2 separate regions of the Homo sapiens genome follow, and region 2 is linked to region 1. Evidence: read pairs that join two places in POLR2A ChIA-PET (ENCODE). Cell type or tissue: MCF 10A. All regions are shown on one strand.

Region 1 (4,000 bases):
AGGGGAAAGGGCTATTATCAATTTTGTTTCAGAGTTTAAACTACAAGCTAAATTCCTTCCTAAGGCTAGTTAGGCCTACATCCAGGAATGAACAAAGACAGCTTAGAGATTAGAAGGAAAACAGGGTCAGTTAGGTCTGATCTCTTTCACTGTCATAATTTCCTCAGTTACGATTTTTGCAAAGGCGGTTACAACATCATGGTGTTAGTTTGTTTCCTGAGAGTGAGCATCCCCTCTCCAACAAGTCAGTGGGCACTTGAGCCCAGGGATCTGAGAATCTGTGTTTTGCCTTCTGTCTTTCTTGATCTGTCAAAACCCTTCTTCTCTTTCAAGGCACAACTCAGATATCAGCTCCTTGGAGAAACCTTCTTAGACCCTCCCCCACCATCCCCCATCTAGGCAGAATGAATGGCCCCATTAGCATGTAAGCTTCTAATTCTATGGTAACGCAGCCCACCTCTTCCATAACATTACTTTTGATAAGCACATTTCCCCTGGCAGTAGGTGGTAAGTAGATGTTGAATGGAGATACAAATACTCACATAGCTATTACTCTAGCAGGTACATGCTGTTAATAAACTCTCTAATAATGACTGAATGAAATTGTTTTTTTTTTTTTTTTGTGACGGAGTCTCGCTTTGTGCCCAGGCTGGAGTGCAGTGGCATGATCTCCGCTCACTGCAAGCCCCGCCTCCTGGGTTCACGCCATTCTCCTGCCTCAGCCTCCCGAGTAGCTGGGACTACAGGCACCCGCCACCATGCCTGGCTAATTTTTTTGTATTTTTAGTAGAGATGGGGTTTCACTGTGTTAGCCAGGATGGTCTTAACCTCGTGATCCACCCACCTTGGCCTCCCAAAGTGCTGGGATTACAGCCATGAGCCACCGCACCCGGCCTGAAATTGTTAATTTGAGTATTTGCTCACCTTGCAGATATGGCACTGTGTGAAATCTTTATAACATCATTATGGCCACTGCCACAATCCATAGGATCTAAACTACATTACACTGTTGACATTCGAAGAGGAGAGAATATAGACCAATGTCTTCATGAAGCCCAAATTTATAAATAACATTATAAATGTTGTCCATTTGGTCATATAGCACTAGGGACCACCAACTTTTAGTGCCTCGGAAAATGTTTGAAAACTGCACAATTAAAACTAATAAAAGTTTAATTAAATGTTTACAACATATTACATACCACCTATAATTTTATTTATATATATAGTTATATAGAATATGGAAGTTTATTTTGAAAGAATAAGATAATTTTTATCAACAGACCTTAAAACTATAAATCTTGTTTACATGATTTTAACATTAAATAGGAATATTTTTAAAATATGGGATGTGGTTGCCTTTTAATATGTTTGATTGAATAGAATCTCCAAAAGGAAGAACACTTGAGCCTGTGAAGTTCTTAAATTAATCCTTCTGTGGTATAAAATTCCCCCTACAAAGTGCAAGTAAGGTATACCTGAGAAAGCATACATAGTACCATTAGACATTTCTTGATTTCTAAATAGAACCCAAAAGTTATTTTGAAAGACATTTTCATTGTTCAATCTTTTCACTTCCATTACCAGCAGTAGCAGCTTCCTTAGGGGATTTTTTTTCTTTTTTTAGGAAACAAAGAAGTGCCTTTTTAAGCACTTAATGGGAGACCTGAGCCTAGAAAGGCAGGTGGAGAGGAGGACGCCTCCCTCGGGTGTGGCTCCGGGCGGGCGGCCAGCCCAACTGCCCAGCCCAACTGCCCAGCCCACGCCTGCTCTGGCTCACCCTTCCATGCCAGCACCTCATCACCAGCCAATGGGTCCTGAATTCAAATCTGGTCCTGTAAGGCCCCAAGGGGTAATTCCTGCCCACTGCATCAGGAAAAACCACAGCCTTGCAGGAGGGAAACAGTTTAATAGACATGAAGTCAGCCATGCCACGTGGGAGATGGAGTTCCTACTCAAATCATCTCATTCAAATCTCATAGGTTAGGAGTTTTTCAAAGGCAGTTCGGGGGAAGGGGTCAGGGTGGTCAGGTAACAGGTACTTGCTGCTGATTGGTTGGGGCAGAGATGAACTCATAGGATGTTGAAGCTGTCCTCCTGTGGGAGGAATCACTTCTGGGTGGGGCCACAAGAGCGGGGTTTTTGGTCCAGGTGGAGCCGTCAGTGTCAGACATGCAAAAAAACCTGGAAATAGATCTCAAAAGGCCAATCTATAATAGTAGTGTTATTTGTAGGAGTAATTGGGGAAGTTGCATGTCTTATAAACCCTGGAATAATGTCTGCACTTTAGCAGGACCCAGGCTCCTATCCTCCCCTGCAGCCTCATGGCTTCCTATTAGCTTTACAAAAGCAGTTGAGTTTTGGGCAAGACCCATTATCATTTAAACTGTAATCTAAATGCCTTCCAAAGTTAGCTTGGCCCAATAGCCCAGGAATAATGAAAGGAAAGGCAAGATGAGGTTTGGGTTAGCTTAGCTTACTGTTTTAATTTTCTCACTGATATAACTTTTGCAAAGGCAGTTTCAGTCCTCAACCATATTACAGATCACTGCATGTTGCAGAACTTTGGGTTATCTGCAAGTGGTTGAAACCATGAGGTGAACTCTAGTAATGCTATGGGTCTGTTGCAATGTTATGGATAGCAGATGAAAGCACCTGAGTGGTAGACATCCCTAGAAACCCTGGCATTGGAAGAGGACAGAGGGAAGTAAACGACGTGTGCACAACTGAAAATCTGTTCTCAGGGATTTGAAATCAACAACGAGAGGACACCTTCTGGCTTTTGGTTTGGAGACCTAGAACTTTCATGTCAATGTAGCTGCCTCTTTTACAAAGTGGCAGATCAGAAGAAACATTCAATAGTTTTTAGAAAAGATGCTGTCCCCCCGTGATTTCTCCTCCCACACTATCACTGTCTTTTAGAGATTCTGTTATCAAAACACCAAGGGTTCAGTCTAGGTCCTGCTGCTCACCACACAGAAAGCCAATCACTGAGACAATGAGTATTGCCAGGGAAGAAAGCTTTAATCTGGGACTGCCCCCAAGGAGAAAGGGAGATAAAGTCTTAAATCCATCTCCCCATCATGTCAGAGGTGTTCAAACAGGAGCAACTCCATCTTGAATAGGGGCTGGGCAAAGTAAGGCTGAGACCTACTGGGCTGAATTCCCAGACAGGTAGGCATTCTAAGTCATAAAGTGAGATAGCAGGTCAGCACAAGATACAGATCATAAAGACCTTGCTGATAAAACAGGTTGCAGTAAAGAAGCCGGCCAAAACCCACCAAGAGGGGGATGAGAGCAACCTCTGGTCATCCTCACTGCTACACTCCCACCAGCACCACGACAGTTTACAAATGCCATGGCAATGTCAGGAATTTACCCTATATGGTCTAAAAAGGAGAAGCATGAATAATCCACCCCTTATTTAGCATATAATCAAGAAATAACCATAAAAATGGGCACCCAGCAGCCCTAGGAGCTGCTCTGCATATGGAGTAGCCATTCTTTTATTCCTTTACTTTTTTTTTTTATTTTTTTTGAGGTCTTGTTCTGTCGCCCAGGCTGGAGTGCAGTGGCGCAATCTTGGCTCACTGCAAGCTCCGCCTCCCAGGTTCATGCCATTCTCCTGCCTCAGCCCCCTGAGTAGCTGGGACTACAGGCGTCCACCACCACACCCAGCTAATTTTTTGTATTTTTAGAAGAGACGGGGTTTCACCATGTTAGCCAGGATGGTCTTGATCTCCTGACCCGTGATCCGCCCTCCTCGGCCTCCGAAAGTGCTCCTTTACTTTCTTAATAAACTTGCTCTCACTTTACTCTATGGGTTTGCCTTGAATTCTTTCTTGTGTGAGATCCAAAAACCCTTTATTGGGGTCTGGATCAGGACCCCTTTCCGGTAACATCTTTCTGGTGACCATGAAGGGACAATACTGGTGAGACTTCCCCCGCCCAACCCAAAGGAAACAGACTGCAGCACCATCAGTTAGACTAGGTATGTAAG
Region 2 (4,000 bases), 56 kb after region 1:
TTTGCATCCAACTTGTACTTAGTTTTAAATTCTGCACAAAAATGTTCCACTAACTTTTCATCGAAGTTTTTTCCTCCTAAGAAAGGATCAAAAGCTGTTCCCAGTACCTAATTTGGTTGAAACAACAAATAGTCTGGTTATTTTCAATCACATTTGTAACTAGAATCTTAAATATTACTACTCAAACAATGAAAGACTAAGAGACTCAAGACTATATTTAAATTATAACATGAAATCCAAATCAGTCAGGAATAAATCTCTAAGATATTTTTGACTTTTAAATGACTACATAGAAAATAACTGTAAAAAGCCTTTTCTTTCCTAAACAAGAACACTTAAGAGTATGCTAAGACAATTACATCATCTTTATGGAGCTCAACCTTAGCAACCGTTTCCTGTTAACATCTTTACCTAAAATAAAACTCTTCATTACCAAGAAGAAAAAGCCTAGTAAAGAGGCTCAGTAGCTTAAAGTCACAACACTTAACGTGTTTTGGACACTGAGTTCCAATGTATGACTTTACCTTCAATTTTCCCTTGTTAAAAGCACAAGCAGACACTTGAAAAGCTGAATGTCCCATATCAACAAAAACCACTATCCGAGGTTTCTCATCCAGGCTTGGGAGATCCTGCTTATAAATTCCGTAATTCAAAGCAACTACAAAAAATAAGTATGTTTCAATTCTTTGGTTCACATTTTCTTAGGAATCTCACTGTTACATAAAATTACACATGCAGGAAGCTTGACTATTAACTTGAAACAATTAAAGGTGAACACATTACATTCCTTTTATACCTGACTTCACACTGATTTTCTTGGAATTAATTATTACTCTCTTTCTGATTTCAGAACAATGCTCTATCACTTTTCAATATATGGAGATGTGCTAGACAAAACATATGGCGTGAATACAGTGAAACATAACCACGTATCACAGACAGTATCAGACTCATTATGCAATACTTACATTTTAACCACAACCTGCTAGGACACCGCTTATCCAAAAAAATTAAGAATTTAATATACAACTACAGCAACTATAGTTCCTACCAATTTTTAGATCTGAGCTAAATAGCTGATCAACCTTAAAAAGTTTTTTTCTGAACTTTAAACAACTGTATTTCTAAACATGTATACCTAAAAACATATTTTTACCAATATTTAACAGTTTTCCAAAAACCTAACAGAAATATGAGTAAAACTTTTCAGCATAAAAACTGATTTTTTTCCTTAACTGATTTTTTGTTCATCTGTAATCATAATAAACTACCAAAAGCTCAAGAAAGAGATGCTGTAATCACCTCTGTATATCCACAATACCTAGCCTAACACATTCAAATAGTACAGGCTTAAAGCAATATTTGATAAATGATCACCTATCTACAGTTCAGTAGATAAAAAAAAATTTTTTAAACTAAATCATTTACTTATAAGCCAAGGTAGTTTTGAAGCCCAGAATTTTAAGATTGTGGGAAAAATTGCTTCCTAACTATAAATGCAATGTAAGGAAACAAAGCTAAATCCAACCTACATTTTCAAAGGATTAAAAAACATGAAAAGAATTCTCTAATGAAAGCAGATTCATAAGTTTGATAAAATACCAATTTCTCATTAACCATAAGCATTTTAAGAGGTAGACTTTTGTTTTCAAATCTGACTTGACTTTTTAACAGGCTGTGTTTCTGTATCTATAAGAAAGTAATAGCACTGAGAACATCTTTAGTTCTGATAGTATATTCACTTCCACACAAATGCCTTTTCCTTACCAGCTGTCATGTCATTCATAAGTCTTAAACAGTTTAGGCCAACAATCTGTGCAGCATCTAACACAGATCGCCTCTCAGCATCTGTAAAGAAGGAGGGGACCTACAAACAAACAAAAAATTTTGAATTATCTAGAACACAAAATATACTTAGAAATTCCTCACAAACCACTTATAAATTCACAACAGTCCAGCTAAGTAGGTGCCTCGCCAAGTCACAAAACAGAAATAGGGCTTTAGTTTTCTGCAAGCTCCTTAACCTTCAGAAACAGTAACTACTTTTGAAAAGGCTGTCCCAAAATTACAGGATCAAAATAGTCTTTCTTATAACCAAGTTCAAGCTGAAATAAAAATTAATCAGGAGTTTCATAAGACATATTCAAAGTTACATAAATCTAAGAGAAAACTTGAAATTAAAGCAGATCAAATCTGCTTCCAAACTAGTTGTAAGTTTCTACTGGCATTAGGAAATTATAATGCTAGGTCAACATTTAATGTTCAACATAATTAAACTATAGGTAAAAACTACAGGAACTTAAAGAGCTAATTCTAACATATGCCACCACCCTTTCAGTTCTGCTATTCACTGAGGTGCTCTTTAATTCAGTCAACCTGTTAAGATTACAAAATCACTTTTTGGCAAAGCCTTTCAATTTTCCTAAGAGTAAAAACAACCCAAGGGCTGAGGTTTCTTACAGCACTGACTTGAGCTATTCTAGTTGTAATTCTTTTTTGACTGCCTTCTAGTGCAGCACTTCAGGATACTATTCAGGAAAAAAAGTATCTAACAACACATTCGTAGAATCATTTAAGTGCAAAGTACCTAAGAGAGAGTTTAGTACGGTGATTTTTCAAAGTTGTCCAAAATATTTGTAGATGCTTGAGAGAGAGACATGAGCAAGAGCAAAGGTGGATCTCTGCTCACCTTTCAAATCAGAACACTTCGTCCATCAGTTTCTCAGCTCACCAGGGGAAAAAAAATGTGGCAAAAAAAAAAAAAAGGAAGGGAGAGAGTGGGGAGGGAGAAGCCACTGACTTATAACTTAATTCTTTAATTTTGCCAGAGATTAAAACACTTCCCATCTTGCAAGGACAGCAGGAGAAATGTTAGTTCTTCTGCCTCATTCATTCATAAAGGCTTGTTGCTGACTGATCTCAGCCGGCCACGTTGCTCATACTATAGAGCAAAGACCATGCTGTATTTAAGTCCAAAAGCATACCCCACAACCTATCAAGAAGTGACCCAAGACACCTGGGTGAGCAGAATTTACCTTTTTGGTGTCCAAATAAAAGATGACTTTTGTCCATTTCAAGTACCCTTTGATAGTCTAACTAGTAATTGTCCACTGAAGGTAACAGGCTTGCTAGTGTTAAAAATTTAGGTTTTGTCACTACTGGTAAGCTACGTTTTAAAACTCCTAATACACTGGTTTCTCAACGGAGGGTAGAATTCTTTCACCTGTGAAAAGCTCCTGTGTTAAATGTACAAGCCTGATAGTGCAGCAACTAACTGTATTAGAATACTCACAAATGGAACCAGTCAAAATCTGTATTTTCAAAAAGTCTCACAAGAGATTTTGATTTCCAGTCAAGAACCTTTGCCGCTTCTGGCTAAAAATATCACTCAAATCTACTTTGTAATGCTCTGGAACACATGTTAATACAGTCCAGTAGAACACGGTCTCTAGTAACTAAAGAACAGCTTTCCCACATTTCATACTTAAAAGTAATACAAAGAACGCAAAAATGAAATAAAACACACTGCCTTGCTGAATTATACTTACTGAAATAACACAATCTGTTACTGGTTTCTTGAGGCTGTTTTCAGCAGTTTCCTTCAGCTTAGTCAACAACATGGCTGTTATCTGCTCCACACTAAATAGATGTTCTTCACCCATGTACATTACCTATATTGAAGGGAAAAAATGTTTTAAACATTGTAGTACTTTAAGCTACATGCCAATATTTAACTTCCAAAAATTAGCACACATTCCCTTCCACAAAATCTTTATTTTATTGTTGTAGTTGTTTTGGGAAGAAGGAAGAAAAGGAGGAAAAAGGGAAGGGGAAGGAGGGAAGGGGGAGAGAAAGGAAAAGAGAAAAAAAGAAAAAGGAAGAAAGAACTTCTACCTAAAGATGAAGAGGAGCGGAAGAAAGCTAGGGCAGATATACCCCACCCAAAATCTAAGTCAAAACATTAAAGAAGGTAGTAAATTTCCACTCTAACTGAAGAGAT

Evidence for each region. ChIA-PET counts read pairs that join two places held together with the same protein. Peaks named below come from ENCODE experiments on the same cell type or tissue, not always from the same donor. Only the 100,000 strongest peaks of a DNase experiment are listed, where the experiment ranks them.
Region 2: POLR2A ChIA-PET joins it to region 1 with 8 read pairs; 2 of 35 experiments call an interaction of 5 or more read pairs at or near these places.

The regions. Positions count from the first base shown.
Region 1 is chr13:31,095,038-31,099,037 of GRCh38, forward strand. It overlaps the pseudogene WDR95P. Among named protein-coding and RNA genes, the nearest start is that of HSPH1, 65 kb to the right of the region's middle. In MCF 10A, no CTCF peak of the experiment used is centred here; a DNase peak (open chromatin) is centred at 1,774.
Region 2 is chr13:31,151,085-31,155,084 of GRCh38, forward strand. HSPH1 (heat shock protein family H (Hsp110) member 1) reads right to left here. Exons shown (of 18, transcript NM_006644.4): 4 at 3,549-3,671; 5 at 1,768-1,867; 6 at 525-658; 7 at 1-107. Among named protein-coding and RNA genes, the nearest start is that of HSPH1, 8.8 kb to the right of the region's middle. In MCF 10A, no CTCF peak of the experiment used is centred here; no DNase peak of the experiment used is centred here.